2 separate regions of the Homo sapiens genome follow, and region 1 is linked to region 2. A link is a loop called in an ENCODE intact Hi-C map of the cell type or tissue named here. Cell type or tissue: prostate gland. All regions are shown on one strand. Each heading gives the region's core, and the rest is flanking DNA. Links, peaks and the distances in the headings are about the cores only. Region 1 overlaps PACRG (parkin coregulated). Region 2 overlaps QKI (QKI, KH domain containing RNA binding).

Region 1 (8,337 bases), core at 205-8,204, 250 kb after region 2:
GTGTGTCTGTGTCTGTGTGTGTGTATCTGTGTCTGCCTGTGTGTTGAAGGGGGCACACGAGAGAATTCCCTCAGTAATCTGAGGGTGTCTGAGAGTGGAGACAATGAGAATGTTGCTTCCATTTGCCATTGGACAGCAGCTCTCCAGGCGTGTGCAGCTTTGCAGCCAGCAGGCTATGTTGGGGTCCACCCCTTGGCTCCATTCTTGGGGGAAGGGGGAAATCTGAAAGCCTGCCAGAGAAAAGGCCACACAACGAAGCCCCCTGGCTAGGCAGCCCACTATGCAGATTCTATAAGGGGGCAGTGCCTGCGTCTCAGAGGGTGCCTGCAAGCTGAGCTGAGAGTTAAGTGAAGGCCAGCAGAAAGGCCCAGTCACTGTTTAAAGAAGCCCTGTGACATATAGGCTGGACCAAAACAGAGAGAGGAGGGGGCACGCCCTCCCCCACTCACTGCCTGGGAGTGCTGGGGTGATTTGCTGGGGCTTAGAGTAGATGGGGGTGGGGTCAGCAGTGGGAGAGGAGACACAGGGAAGCAGCTCTGGAGCTCAATGCAGCAAAATTCTCCCGATGCACAACCTGCTGAGAGGCATCCCTACTGGACCCATGAGGCAGTCTGGGGCTCAGGATCAGGACATTACACGGAGATACAGAGAAATAAAGAGCATTTAATTTTGGCCTTCAATTATGCCCCTGTGAAGTTCATGCCCACCACAACTGCAACTAAGCTAAGGTGGTCGCTTGCATTTTGTGTGGGATTAAATTGATGATGCCGCGATTTCCTCCAGCATCTTATCTCAGGCATCGGGAACTAATCTGCAGCAGGGCCACCATTTATATTGTGGGCACTCAATTTGTTCTTTTTCTTAACGAATTCTTTGATTATCTAATACTTTCCTTTAAAATGGCTTATATATTTGCAGTGAAATTTACCAAGTGTTGAAGTAACAGTAACATCTTTAAGTCCTGTTAATTTGAAAAATGTAGATTTCCTATGACAACCCTGAACTGTCCTGGAACTTTACTCATGCTGAACTTCAGGACATCTTATTAAGCTGGATCCATGTTATAGAAATTACGTGGATTGTTTTATCACAATGTCCCCTGATCTTTCTTTCTTAGCTTAATTTTCTACTACAATCCAGGCTTGTTTTGGCCAATTGTTCCCACTTGCTTTTATCGGTAAAAAAACAATTGTGATGACTCCCAGCGTACGGCTGCACTCCTCCTCCATCTTTCTCTCTGTGGTGCCATGTGCAGAGGTGCCTGGAGTGTGGTTAGATCCTTTCCCCATCCCTGGCTACAAACAGCAGTATTTGCTTCTGCCCTATATGGTGGTGTGCTAAATTAATTACTTTTTGGTTTCTGCTAATTAATTGCATTGGTGTTCTGGCTTCAGCCTTCCTGGCCTTGCAGGTATCATGCCATGAAAACAAAACAAAACAAATCTTCCATGATCTGGCCTAATTTCTACTGCTTGTCCCATTTCCATTTGCCCACCAGGTCTCTGAATGTAACCAAATTGTTCTCCTCTTATCATTCCCATTCACTGGTGTACTTGTTTGTGGAGCCTGCAGAACTGCCTTTTTCAAGAATGGTGAGCTTTCTCTCTCTTTTTGTGTCTCTGGGTGCCTGTACGTAGGTTTCTTTATATTAATGCCTGAAGTAGGCAAAGTTGCATTTCTTTATGTTGCTAACCTTTCTCGTGCAGTGCGGCAGGACAGCAAGCAACCCAAGGCTCTGAGTTAACTCCTCTCAAACACAGGGATATTCTTAGGAGCTCATAGCACCTGTACCACTTAGAACAATTAGAGACATTCAAGCTAGTATGGCCAATACGAACATTGTTTATGTGCTTCCTTTTTCGATTTGGGTTTTCGAAGCCCTTAGTAATTCTTAGTGAAATGGAATAAATAGAATTGCACCATTATTTAGGCACCGCTTTTTTCTAGCAATTTCCATTCCAATTGGACACTGAAAATTTCACCATAATTTGTCATGGCCACATGAAATGTTATCAGGGGCAGTGTTACTGAGCTAGTATGGACAGTATAAAGAGATGCACTGTCTTTAATGTAGCATTAAAGAAACAATTTATGTACAGGATTTACCAGACTCTTAAGTAGACCTAAACTGAACAAGAAATGCTACTTTAAAACTTCCAGTTACTCTATGTTCTATTATCTATGCATCCTGCATATTAGCACTGGGGTAAATTTCTTAAGGAACCGAGCACAAGGAGCTAAATTTGCACATTGATTTTTGTCTTTTATCTGCAGCTTAAGGCTAATTTAAAAGGATGGTGAGGAGATTCTATTTTCAACTGGCTGAAGTTCAATAAGAATAAAATAAAACACTGTTGTAGCAAACTCTTTCACAGTGGAAGTTTGGCAAAGCTAAATCTCATTCCTTTCGATGTGCTCCAGTACAGCCAAAATACTGTTCCAGTGAGTAAGACACCCATTAGAGTGATGAGCTTCCTACAGAACAAGAATCTCTCCATATTTTATTTTAAACCAAACCAGTGTTGCATTGCTTTGTATTAAGAATCCAAAAGGAAATATTGTGTAATACAATCAGTAAAAAACCTACAGTTTCGTTACAGTTATATTTTTATCATTGGCCTGCGTTTTCCTAATTTCAGAAGTATACGTGATCATTTTAGATACAGGAAATGACTTCTTTTAATTTTTCTTGTAGTGAAAGTTTTACAATTCTTTAGTCAAGCCTACTGATTAGCTTAAAAACCCTAATAAAAGGAGTGACCACACATACATCTCTGTAGGTATAAATCAAGGTTGGGAAATTTTAAAGGTGCATTTCTTTTTCTTCCTTTTTTTTTTCTTTAACCCTATGTCTTCTAGGCAGCTTGGCCTCTAAATCTGCTTCCCACTGATGGGAAGAGCTGACAGAAGCTTTAGAGAGGCACAGGGTGAGTTCCTAAAACCAGAGTCAACACACACTCTTCATCTGTTTTGTGCTTCACTCCCTGCTCATCTTCCTAAAACACTGAGTTTGGTCATATCATGTCCTACAAGTTGTCAATGATTTCCCATGATCTTGTCTTCAGGATAAAGTTCCTTAGTCAAAAGCAATGAAGACCTGACCTAATCTGTAAGGCAAAATCAACACTTTTTAGCCTGGCCTTCCATGCCCTTCCATGCCCTTCGAGCCCCCAGAGCACCCATGGCAGTCCATCTCTCTCTACTTGTCCAGAGGGACACTCTCTTAGAGCCAGTGGCTCCTACTCACGGTTCCCCGAACACGTCGTGGGAATGTTTGCCTTCATACCTTCCCAGATCATTTTCCTGATCTCAGACACCCTCCGTCCTCATTCATTCACTCTTCAATTGTCCAACAAATATTTGTTGCTCATGCAACCTGGATCACCCACATAGTTTCAAGACTGCATCTTCTAAACTATTTAAATCCTATCCATTCTTCAAGAAATGTTTCATGACGCTTCCTTAACTGCTAAGGACCCGCAGATTCTCTTCCTCTTGGGACTCACACACTGACTCATCTCCCGATCTTTTGGTGCTCAGCAAAGTGGAGGCTTCTGTTTTGGACTTAGAGTCAAGACCATTAAATAAGACTATGCTCTAAAAAGTACACCTCCGTGGCCCGGAACGAGTGAATTAACATCTATGAGTTTCCATTTCCTTGTCTATAAAATTGTGAAATTGCAACTTAAGATTAGTTCTGAAGATTAAATGAGGTAACATAGGTGAAAATGCTACATTTATGTAAGAAATTACTCTTTCATAAGGATGTCAATGTTTAAATACGCATTTTCTCAATTTTGTTAATGAAATACTTTGAAATTCTTTTTTCTAATGAAACCTGCTGAATGTAAAAGAGACCCGTACTAAAGAAAGATACCACATGAAGCACCAAGGGTCTCTTTCTGGATCTATCATGACTCTTGTGACTGTTTCAGCAGCACAGAAATTAAAGGCGATTGTTATTCTGGAGGAAGACAATGAGTCTCATCTATATCTTGTTTGGGTTGATTTTGTAAACAGAACATTCCAAAGATCATTCTTGCCTTTTGTTTCCACTGAGAACTAGAATAAAGTAAAACAAACTATCAATTTAAGGAAAGCCTCGAAATTGTTAGCAATTTCTTCAGTAACTTTCATCCATCAACTGATTTTATGAACACAAATTTGCAGAAATGGGCAAGAAAAACTACTTAACTCATTGGTGGGAAGCAGTGGGCTCTCTAAGGAGGGAGAGATAGCAGTGATTTCACCACCGGACCGTGGAACACAAAGAGCCTGGAAGAGTCTATCACTTTCAACTGAAACCGCAAGAAGAACTAAGTAGGTTAAGCCCTAAGAATGTTCCTAGGTAACCTACTTGAGTTGAAATTTGACTAAGAATCCTTACACCCTACCTAAGAGAGGTAACGCTATTAGGATCGGAAGTGATTGGAAGCTTTGTTTCAGATCTCGTCCAAAAGGGAGAACGGTCAATGACAAAGCTGCTGTGAATAGTATTCTGGGGGCGTGGTGGAACCCCGATTCACTGCTATCTCCCGAATCAGCAACTTGACAGAGCGCGCCTCCCGGGCCTTGGAAGCCTTCCATTCCGAGCTGGCTGGGTGGGACTCAGGTTTTACGGTATGCTGGACTTTTTCCCCGTGAGTTAAAACACATTTATAGTAACTAAGTGGTTAATGATGAGAAAAAACCCCAAACTACTGTACTAATAATCAACCTCTGCTATTTGGTTTGTAAAAAACAAAAATACATCTATAAAAAGGGTTGGCCGGAGATGTGTCTGTATTTTTTTTTTTTTTTTTTTTTTTTTTTGCCACCTCAAGCAAATAATCTCTGATTCTCCCCTGTCCATGAGGACCCATTTCCAGGGGCAAATCCTCTGGGGGTGGACTTGTCCTTGGAAGGGGGAGGGGAGGGCCGCTGGCACGAGACACAGAGACTGGGAACAAGTTCACAGTGTTCATCTCCGGGGACTCACAGAAGAATGGAGAATTGGCTCTTTCATCTCCAGCCCCGGCACTGCTTTTCACTGCCCCTGAGCCTCTGCTGTCCCCAAGCGGCCGTCTGTATCACAGAGGTGGCCACAGAGATCGGGGCTGAGTGTGTGGGTCAAAGTTCCTAGGCTGCCTGTTTCAGGAGGTTGCATCACGTATTCTTTAACCCTTCCTTTGCAAGATAGCCCGAGGTATGGGAGTAAAATGGTCAGGCAAGTAGGTTTCAGGGTCAGTCTGACTCGGTTTCAGACCCTGGTTCCAGCGATAGTTATCAATGTGGCAGCAGGATCCCTCAGCCCCTTCTATCCCACACAGGTGCCCGCACAGCTGAATAGATGGTTTAGTGCTGCTTTGGTATCCGGAGAAGGCTGTTAACCTGAAGAGTTAGAGACACTCAGGCTGAGGTTGACCTATCTGGGTTCACACCCTGGCTCTGTCATTTGCAATCTGAGTGACTCTGGGTCAATGTCATAACTGTACGGAGCCCCAGCTTTCAAATACATGAAATGAGAATGAAAACGCCAAGCGGGTGAAACACACACAACGCTCGGTGCCTGGTGACTCCAGGAGACGCAGCGTTTGCTGTTAATAATTAGTGAATAATTTTTGAGAAAAGAAACATAAAATCAGATTTTTTGCCCATTTTTTTAACCTAAAGAAACAGTGCCTTTTTGGCCTCTACATGTTTGAAGAACCAAATAAGTGGCTCATAAGAGTAAAGGAATTAAACTGCTTTTTTTTTGTAACCATACAAAAAACCCCTCTTAAACTCAATGAATTTTTATTTTTATTTTTTTTGAGACAGAGTATCACTGTTGCCCAGGCTAGAGTACAGTGGCGTAATCATAGCTCACTGCAGCCTTGAATTCCTGGGCTCAAGCGATCCTCCTGCCTCAGCCTCCCGAAGTGCTGGGATGACAAGTGTGAGCCACTGCACCTGGTCCTCATTGAAACTTTTTAGCAGTGTTTTCCATACTCTATTTATTATAGGTGTATGATAATCTATGTAACAACCTATGCAAACTCATTCAGTGCACAGTATACAAGCTGTGTCTCGAACTAGTTAGTAGAACATCTTGTGAAGGCTTCGTGATATTTTAACGAACATACTTGTCACTAAACACAAATGGAGAGAACTGTTCATCTTCACAAGGATCAGCTCGGTGAGGGACTCACTCCTGGCTTTCTACTGGAGAAGTGGGCGTGCCTAGGAAATGCATCAAAACCAGAATCTCTAGCACAAAGCTCAGTCTCTTAAACAGAGATGCTGGTCAGCAGCCACAGCAAAACCCAAAATTATGTATGGCTTGGAAAGGATCACAATGACCAGAGCTGATCACTGGATAATGCAAGTAATTTCAAAGTCAATGTCGTCTTCAGAAAGACCACTTCAAGTCAGTGTAACCACTGGATAAACTACACAGGTAATAGCCAGCCAGGCATGTGTCCAGCACACAGGAACCTCCCAGGAGGGCTCGGCTGGGACACTGGACGGGGTGCCTGGCGGTTCCTGCCTGTGTGGCCTCGGGCAAGGAGACTTGCTGGTCTGGTCTGCGAGAATGTCATCTGTAAGTGAACGGGGGAGAATGAGACAGTAACTCAGAGCTTATACTTGGATCCCACCATAACACTTATAAAGGCTTACAGAGTGGATGGGAACTCATAGGCCATGCAAGAAAACTAGTGATGTAAGAAAATTTTTTTTTTTTTTTTTTGAGACAGATCTTGCTCTCTTGCTCCGGCTGGAGTGCAGTGGCACAATCTGGCTCACTGCAGCATCAAACTGCCAGGCTCAGATATCTGATTCTCCCATCTCGGCCTCCCGAGTAGCAGGGACTACAGGCACGTGCCAACACACCTGGATTACTTTTGAATTTCTTTTATAGAGACAGGGTTTCACCATGTTGCCCAGGCTGGCCTGGAACTCCTTCCCGGGCTGAAGCAATCCACCTTCATCAGCCTCCCAAAGTGTTGGGATTACAAGCGTGAGCCACCACGATTTGCCAGAAGTTTTTTTTTTTTTTTTTTAATTTAAAGAACACCAAATGAGTAGGTTGAAGCCAGGCTGCTCTGGGAATTCTGTGCCTCGTCTTGGGAGCAGTGGCTCAGCAAGGTGCAGGTGTGGTGGGAAGGAAGGCTGAGTTCCCCCAGCTGCCGCCTCCTTTCTGTCTCGCTTGTTGGCAGGAGAACCTACGGAGGAGCCCAGCCTCCAAGATAAGACGCACATGTGAGGAGCAGCGGACATCAGTGTGAGCCAAGCTACAAAGCTTTCCACTATAAAACCACGGTCCATGCCCAAAAAGGAAACCCACCATTGAAACCTAAGCTTCTTTTTGATTAAGTCCTGTGTGGTAAATATCAGTGACTTATTTCATCAGCCTGAAAATTCAGCTCATCACAAATGAAAAGTAAAAACTTTAATTCTATAAAAGGAGATAAAATTCAGCCTTTTTAAAGAAAGAGCTCTATCAACCCGAATAGGAATTGTTACTTGTAATTTAATCAAAATTCACTTATATTACCTGAGTGCTTTATTTTTGAATGGCAACTTAAAATACACCAGAGAGACTGAATTCCATGACCATCAGTGCCTACAGAATGCCAGATACTGTACCTAGTTCTTGCTTTTCTGTGGTGGGTGTGGGGAAGTTTGAGAAACCGGGTGCTGGATGTGATGGCAGCCACCGGGGAGCCTGGCAAGGCAGCTTCTCCTAGCAGTTTCATTAATGTTGTAGCATTAATGTAAAGATTAAGTTTGGCCGCATGTAACAGAAAATTCAACATAATACTGGCTTAGGTAAGACAGGTGTTTAATTTCTCTCCTGTCAGAAAAAGTCCAGAAGGAAGCAACCAGGCTACCATAAAGTGCAACGGCTCTATGAAGTCAGAGAAGAACGGGGCTTCTCCTACTTTAATACTAAAGTTTCCTGCATGTGTCTGTGTCTCAAGATTACTCCATAGCCAAAGGTGGCTGCCGGAGCCCGGGCCTTCTCGTTTGAGTTCCAGGCTGCAGGAAGGAGAAGGAAAGGACAAAAGATCCGCCCCTGCCAGTTGGAGTCTACGCAGCACTTCCCCTTGTCCCTCTGACCATAAGATCAGCACGTCCGTGCCACGCCGAGCTGTGAGGGTGGCTGAGAGCTAGTCTTGTTGCTGAGGGTGGTGCCCAGAATTGCATGGGGCGTGCTCATGAGGCAACAAGGTGGGAATGAGCATTCCCAGACCCTGCCTCTGCATGCACTTCAACAAGGGACTGCAGCCCTGGTGCCAGGCAGGGAGCCCTCCTTCTCACAGGCCCACTGGCTTCAGCTGGCCTCGTGTTTCTCCTGGCTGAGCTCCGTCTGCT
Region 2 (8,337 bases), core at 73-8,072:
AAAATTTACTAATTCCTCTTCACCTCACAATTCAGTCATTCCCAAATTTAAAAAATGTAGATGTAAACCAGGCATGAGTTACAACATGAGCATATTTCTCTGTATATACCTATTTTAAAGTAAGTTTCAGTTTGATGTTTAAGCTGGCAGGATTCTATGTTAATTTTTTTTATTTAGAGAATTACATTTTTAAAAAACAGCACATCTTAATTTTTATTTAAATAACAAATGCATTTGAGTTAGACAAAATTCATTACTGAAATCATTTGACTGAATTGTTATTTAATGAAAGCCAGACAAGGACAGTTTTCTTGCTTCCTTTCAATTGAAACCTGAAGCCCAACCTAAGTGGAATAATATAACTTTTTTTTTTCCAAGGGGTACTTTGATTTGACTTGAGCCAGCACTCTCATTCAAAATTAAGATTCCCAAACAATTATTGTTTAAACCTGCCTCCACCCAAGGATCCACAGATCTTTAACAATCCCCTAAAATTTCCCTTAACATATCCTCAGAACTAGTACCAAGAATAAAAGAAAGAAAAACCGTATTTCCTTAACCAAGTAATTTCAGAAAATGCTCAGTTAAACCAAGTTAACTTTCTTGACTGCAAATCCTGGAGACTTAATATGGCAACACATCCTGAATTCACAAAAGGAGTATGCAGAACTTCCTGGACTACAGGACCCTTCTTTTCTCAGACTACCTCAGGAGACCAGTATTCCATGGAACACACTTTTCAAACATCAGCCTAAAGCCTTCCTTGTTCAGAGTTAAATTAGCAGATTTTTGTTCTCTCACTTCCAACCTAACCTATACTTTTTCAAGCCATTAGAGTAAAAAGCAAACTGGGAAGATGGGGAAAAGAAAGCATACTGGTAAAAACTATGCCATACTATCTAGACCAGAATATGCTGACAACTAATCTATCCTTTAGAGCTTAGGCCCATCAGCTCAAGAATTCACACACTCGCTAATCCAGATGTACCTATTCCTCCATGCTCCTGATCAATTCATAAGCCCAATCACCTACACATACAGAAAAAAACTGAAACACATGGCTTCATAATAAAAGCTAAGTAAAATCCAAATGCACTAGGAAAACAAAAAAAATAAAAAGCCAAATTAAGCATACAGATAAACAATAGTTAAAATTAAAAGTTAGGCAGTAAGATACCCCTCTTCTCCAAAAACCTAAAGAGAGTCAAAGTCAAGAAAAAAGAACATCTGAAAATGAAGGGAAGAGAAGGACAGCAGCAATCACAGCAATCTACCACATTAATATATCACTCTATAATGTAATGCCTGTACAGGATAGAGATAAGAAAATCTGGACTAAAAACAGAAATATGGAGGCAGATAAAGGAAAAAGCTAAGACCAAAGGTATAAAAAGCTCTCTCTAATAGAGAATTATTTACACCTTCCTACTCAGAATGTTCCCACATTCAAGAACACCGTTCCCTGTGTCTAGAACGCCACTCCCTTACCTGTTCTCCACTTCAATCCTACCTGTCCTTTAAGAGCCAGATGAAATTTTACCTCCTCTCCTGAAACATTCCATAGCCTCCTCAGCCAAAAACACCCTCTTTAGCACCAGTCTTTAGTCTTCTTGGTATGTTTCTATTTCCTTTGTTACTCTTATTTTCATATTCTTTCCAACTACTGAGATAACTTGAAGGAATGAATTTGAAGCTTTAGTGTGTCCCTCATAACATCGCACACATATTAATAGCATACAACCAAACAGCCTAGAATAGAATGAAAAGTTTCAATTAAGTATGTTAAGTCACTAAAAACTAATACATGAAATATGCAACTCTGACATTATTCGAAAATCACGTTGCATCCTAACAACCAGTTTCTACTGCAATGCAACATAAAATGCTTATTTCAGATTAACTGCATTGCAAAAATAAGAGTTTGGTATTCATAATTCCCAGTTACAGTATTTTGTAACTTAAGGCTTTTAAAAAAGTAACTTCTAAAGCCACTTAATGCTATCATTACACACATTTCCTGAAAGCAAAGTGGCAAGTCCAACAGATTAGTTAAGTAAATTATAATATACCTCGACAGCATGAAATATATTACTATAAACATTATATTTGCAAAGAATATGAAATGGCAAGGAAAAATTTTGCTCATGATATAATTTTTTTTAAAAACCGTAATTCCAATTTTGCTACATCCATAAACACTGGTGGGGGGGGACTACAAGGAAACATTAAGAGCAGCTATCAGTGCATGATGAGTACTTTTAACTTTTTAATTGATATATTTTAGTTTTTCCCAATAAGGAATATTTCTTCTGATAAATAAGTTCTTTATAACAGTTCTTTAGGATTACTGAAAGAAATTCAAGCTTCTCATAAAATCTCTAACAACTATAAGAAACAATCTTAAAATGTATAGACAAAATTGGCCATTGCTATATTTCCCTGAAAAGAAGTAATTCCCATTAAGGTTCAAAGACAATGTGCTACGCTATCTCTGTGCCCTCACCACTGCTTCTTCCAGGAATGAAAAAAGTTACAAACCATGCTACTGCCAAAGATGAACTGAAAATCTGTGGATCGATCTCCAATTCTCTACATTTTAGGAATAACAGAAAAGGAAAAAAGTGGGGCTGGGGAGCAGGGACTAAAATGCAAGTTATTATCAGTTACAAAGGTGGCAAAGTCAATCTCTTCCTCCTTGGTTCTCTATATAGAAACAAGACATATTCTTCTCTCCTGTGCAGAGTTCAATTTCAAGTCACTGAAGGCAAGAGTATTTTAAATTGCCTTGACAGTTTAAAAAAAAAAAAAGCTCAATATAACTGAACTAGGAAAATATAACTTAAATACATTAAAGTACACTTCTGAATCACATCTAAGAAGGAACTTAAATGAGCAGTATTTCAACAATTGCAAAGCATATGTTAAAGCAATCTATGTAGTATTTACCTACTAAAAAAGCTAACAGTATGTCGTAATGCTATAAACTATAATAAAAGTGAGATAAGACTATCTTTTTTACTGCTGATAATTTTTTATTACTATGATAAAACTATGATCCCCAAAAGAACTTTCTCTTCATATAACATATAGTAAACTATGACACATTTTCTTCTGATTTATTTTAATAAACAGAAATAAACTGCCTAAAGACTTTATAATTACAAAGAAAACGTACAAACAGGATACCTCTCAATATATGTGACTCAGTCACCCACCAAAACAAAAACCCTTCAAACAACTGAGTTGTAAAGGCAGAAACTATTTCAGAAAATAGCTGCAATCAATCTGATGTACTAAACTAGTTACATTTAATATGGTCAACATACCAACATATAGTCTCTTAAAAAGACAAGTTCTTTAAAGAACTATGACAACTTTTTCACATGCCAATGAAAATACTCAATTAGGTAACTGTTATTTGTCACATTCCTGAGCAACTCTTCCCTTACAATTTAAAGGAGAACATTTTCCTATTCTGGCAAAAGGGTTATTTCTCAACACATTTTAATCACTGAGTGCTCTCTTTTGTGTACTAACATCCCCATCTGCTGGAACATAAGTTCCTTACTACTAAAAGTTCTTAATGACAACAAGTTTGCACTAGAGATTTTGCAACTACTAAGAAATACAATTTTAAGACTTACTTTCTACCTATGAGGTTTCCCCTACTTCATATGACTTTAAAAGCTTTAAAGATCTATATATATTTTTACTGATATTATTCAGAAGAATTCACTAAATTGAAACATTTTGCCTGTCATATTCTTTTTTCCCTACCCTTCGTGCTTAAGATACAAAGCACTAGTATAAACAACCATCTCCTTGTAAGTTATCTTTCTGGATCATATTGCCATCACACACACACGCGCGCACACACATGCAGGCACACACACGCACGCACCTGACATTAAAATATATGTGTATTTTCCATGTCTGCTGAGCATAAGGTAAAAGCTAATAGAAGCAGTAAGTACAACAAAAGAACACAGCTAATAAATGACAGCATCAAAAAGTCAAAAACAAGATTCAGTAGAAATTAAAACTTAGTATACACAGAATGAGGACCCCCCCACCAAAAAAGGAAAATAATTGTCATCAACCAGAAAAATGGGTCACTGGCTATATTATTGGTAACATGTCTAAAACAAATTTAAAAATTTTAAAGATAGTTTTACTGCTATTAGTAATATTATTAATTTTGTTATTTTGAAAGTATTTTCCTTAATATTGTAGAATAAAGCAAATAAGTATGTCACCATCAAGAACAACATTAGTTTAGCTGTGGCCAGCAAAAAAAAAAAAAAAAAAAAAAGGTACGAGTATAAAATTAACAGTAACGTTAAAAAATTGAATTGAAAATATAAAAATGAATGAATGAATTTTAAAGTCAATACTGTCCATAGAAAATGGCTCAGAAGTAATCACATCCTGAGAGTAATGAACATGTTTAACACCTAAATTCAAGTATTTCATACCATTCCTATTGGAGAAATGGCCAAGTGTAGCTCCAGAACAGGCAAGGCAGACAAGGCACAAGGGAAGCCTTGTGCCCCAGAAAGCAAGCAGCAGTTCAACAGACACAGGAGCCAGTTTAATTATCAATGGCTAAAGTTGTAATAATTTTAACATCAAAATTAATTATAGTTGACTTAAGTACATTGAATCTATGAAATCCATGAGTCTACAAAGATGATTAGAAAAGAGAGAAAAAATTCATTGGTCTCCATTTGAAGCAACTAGCAAACCAACACTTTACTTTGAGAACCAAGTAATAATAAGCAGCAGCATATATCTGGCTTGCCCCATTAGAAACTCACTTCAAAATCGCAATGTATTTCCGTGTTGGGGTCAGAAAGCTGTACCTTTCAAAGGATGCCAAGTAATTGCAGAAAGAATGGCAGAATTAAAGTATCATCATGGTGCAAGCTCTGATGAAACTGATTCAGGCAAAAAACTGGTCAAAACCAGGTGTGAATGTTGACGGGGCACCTTTGGTCGATGGGGCACCTTCTGGTTCCAAGTGGGGAAACAAAACAAAACAAAACAAAAAAAACTACCTTTAAAGTACAAGGATCCATCTATCACCACTCTAATCCAGGTATCAATCTTTCCTTATCTGATGGCAGAGCCAGTTACTGTGCCTCCTGATGTAAGATAACAAAGTACACAGCAGCACCTATGAAGTACTCCAGTGGAAGATGCTATTCTTGAACCTACTTTAGAACTAGCTTCCAATGTTAATAGATACACAGGGCATAAAGGAACAAGCCCTGAACAAGTTAAATCAATGTCATTTGAAAAAAAAAAAAAAAGAGATGGTTCTAGATTTAAAAAGGCGTAACAACCAGATTTAATGAGCAGTATTGAGTAAGATTCTGGTTTGAACAATCCAGCTATAAAGAATATCAGGGGATCCACTACAGAAATCTGAATATGGACTGGTTATTACGTTATCTGTAGGATTAATCCATCTTGCTCAGTGTAATGTCACTATGTAAGGAAGTGTTAACTTTTAAAGATACACAAATATGTATCTCTCTAGGGATAGAATGTCAAGATATCTCTCATTTACCTAAAATAAACACAAAAATTAATACAATTAAATTTTAAAAGCCCGCATCAAACTTGGTAAAACATATTTAAAGGATCTCTGAAATTGGGACAAAATTTTCTTCAAGGCAAATTAATTCAAGAATTCCTAAGATTTTCTCCAAGAGTCTCTTCAATTGTCTTTAGCTCATATAGAAATAAAAGCTCAATTCTCTAACTAAAAATTGGGCTCTGACAGCTAAACAAATGAGCCCCACATGTTCTCAATCCTTCAGGATGAATACACTAACCTGTAGGTAAGGAAAACAAAGACTTGTTTCTAGTTAAAACAAAATTTAAAAAATCTTTAAGGAGTTTAAAATACAGAAAACTCAATATAAATATTTTTATTAATACTATTTTGAGAAAATATCACTACTCAAAAAATTTTCCTAAAGGGTTAGCCACGTATATAATAGTTTGACTCTTCACACTTCATCCAATGTCTACTTTAAACCCATATATATTGTATACATTCTCAGTTTATGCACAAAGAGTTCATTCTGACACCCCCAAATAATCCAAGCCTTAAAGATTCCCTACAACCTTCAGAATAAAATTCAGACTATGTATTCTGGCCTTCAAGGCCCACCACAATCTAGCCCTAACCTGGTCTGCTTTCTGTAGTCTCTATCTATTCCCACTACTTCTATCTATGCATTTGCCATTCCAACTAACTAAATCCGTACCTATTTCCTAAGCCTTGCCCATCACCATGGTGCTGGCAATGCTGCACCTTCCCTTCTCCTGGAACATCCTCCACCTTCCCATTCACCTCATTAAATCATACCAGCTGTTAATATCAACTCAGGTTCCACTTCTCAAATAAACATAACTAGATAGTTCAGCTCAAAGTGACATCCTCTAAACTACCAGAATGTTAGTAGTGACTCTCATGCACATAAAAACTAGCTGAACCTACATGGATACATCATCTTTCTTTTTCTTTTCTCATTCTCTAAAAGCTGTTTTGCTTATTTAATTGTTTATCCTATCATAAGCGATTTTAAAATGTTGATAGAAAGCAGATGACGCAGGCCGGGGGCAGTGGCTAACACCTGTAATCCCAGAACTTTGGGAGGCTGAGGCAGGCATATTACCTGAGGTCAGGAGTTGGAGACCAGCCTGGCTAACATGGTGAAACCCTGTCTCTACTAAAATACAGCAATTAGCCGGGTGTGGAGGTGCACGCCTGTAATCCCAGCTACTCGGGAGGCTGAGGCAGGAGAATCACTTGAACCTGGGAGACAGAGGTTGCAGTGAGCCAAGATCCAGTGCTTTGGCAACAGAGAAAGACTCACACAAAATTAAAAAAAAAAAAAAAATTAAAAACCAAGCAGTGATGCTGCTACTTTATAGTATGAGAGGCTCTTCTGAATACCCATCAACTTCAGAGTATTTGGATTTGAGGTTGGCAGGGCAGTTGATAATTTCATTCACAGATGAAGAAGCTTGAGGTTCAGAGACATTAGTTATCTCACCCAAGATCACCAAACCAGTTAATTGCGGAGTCATGATTAGATCCCAGGTCTATAGTACAAGAATGCTTACCACTTCATCACAGGGTCTCATTAGCATATGCACAAAAACATAAATTCATTTCATCTTTATGCTGGCTCACGCATGTGCAGGCACACACATACAGAGTTAAAACTTGAATACTCTCATGATAATGGCATCACTGCAACCACGGTGGAATCAGCGACAATAGACAATTAGATGCGGTTTCAGGGTAATTTTTTTGATCCCAGTTTGAAATTTTTTTTTCTTAAAAAAATGTATTCACCTGCCATGTAACAACTGTATCAAAGGGATATAATTGCTGTAACATAGCAAAGAACTGTGGCTTACATTTAATTTGTTTGAATTATTTGAAATGAGCAATCATCCCCCAGATGCTGGCATCAGGAATACGATATAGTAGCTACCTGGTGGCTATCTGGTGCAGCACCGTTTCCATTCAATTCATAACCATCCACCTCCTGGGTGTCACTCTTCAGTTATCTACCTGATATATCATTGGGCTGTTTACCCCAGGCTGATCTAAAACTGATACAAGTATACATTCCTAACTTGAATCACTTAGCAATAGCATACTTCTCTATTAAATCACCCAGCCAAAAATGTTTCCTCTTGAGTAGTAAAAATAATAGCAGCAACAATTTTTACATTATTCAAAAAACTGAGGCTCTAGCCTTTGCTTACAAAGAAGTGAATGAGCTGAAATCCTCTAAAAATGGCTTTCTCACTTTTAGCCTCTTAATTAGAAAGTTATCGTTAAAAATAAATTCTAGTTCTAAGAATCTGACCATCATTTGTTCAAAACCAGCATATCACAGAATTAGCAAAAAATCATTTGGTTTGTCTTCTTTACCTTCACAACTTGAGGCAACAGCAGCAGATTTTTAGCATATGGAAATATTCCAGGTTTTTCCCTCCAGTTCCCCTTGTGGAGAGGCACGCCACAAAATGGAACAGAGGGCAGAAGTGAGTGTCTTGCTCTAGCTCTGCTGCCCACTTGTCTTTGCACCTATGAAATGAACATATACTCCCAACTCTCAGGTCCCCTGCAGCTCTAAAACACAATTCTCTGATATAATCTGCAAAGTAAGTTTGAGACCCTGTAAAACTATGACATTGAAGAGTTTACAAAAAAGGTTCCAAATTTTATTTGTTTTTGAGATGGAATCTCGCTCTGTCACCCAGGCTGGAGTGCAGTGGCGCAATCTCCTCTCCCTGCAACCGCCG

The links. A loop is a pair of places that touch in the nucleus more often than their neighbours do. Peaks named below come from ENCODE experiments on the same cell type or tissue, not always from the same donor. Only the 100,000 strongest peaks of a DNase experiment are listed, where the experiment ranks them.
Region 1: a loop joins it to region 2, with 4 times the contacts of the local background. A loop is called at or near these places in 60 of 110 quality-filtered maps.

The regions. Positions count from the first base shown.
Region 1 is chr6:163,178,080-163,186,416 of GRCh38, reverse strand. The region is part of intron 4 of PACRG (parkin coregulated); the gene reads right to left. PACRG-AS3 (PACRG antisense RNA 3) reads left to right here. Exons shown (of 4, transcript NR_122120.1): 3 at 1,499-1,592; 4 at 2,860-4,772. Among named protein-coding and RNA genes, the nearest start is that of PACRG-AS3, 9.8 kb to the left of the region's middle. RefSeq lists enhancers at 1-283, 4,926-5,220, 4,850-5,430. In prostate gland, for the core only: a CTCF peak has its summit at 5,078; a DNase peak (open chromatin) is centred at 5,046.
Region 2 is chr6:163,423,219-163,431,555 of GRCh38, reverse strand. The region is part of intron 1 of QKI (QKI, KH domain containing RNA binding); the gene reads right to left. Among named protein-coding and RNA genes, the nearest start is that of QKI, 13 kb to the right of the region's middle. RefSeq lists a silencer at 8,135-8,337. In prostate gland, for the core only: a CTCF peak has its summit at 3,541; no DNase peak of the experiment used is centred there.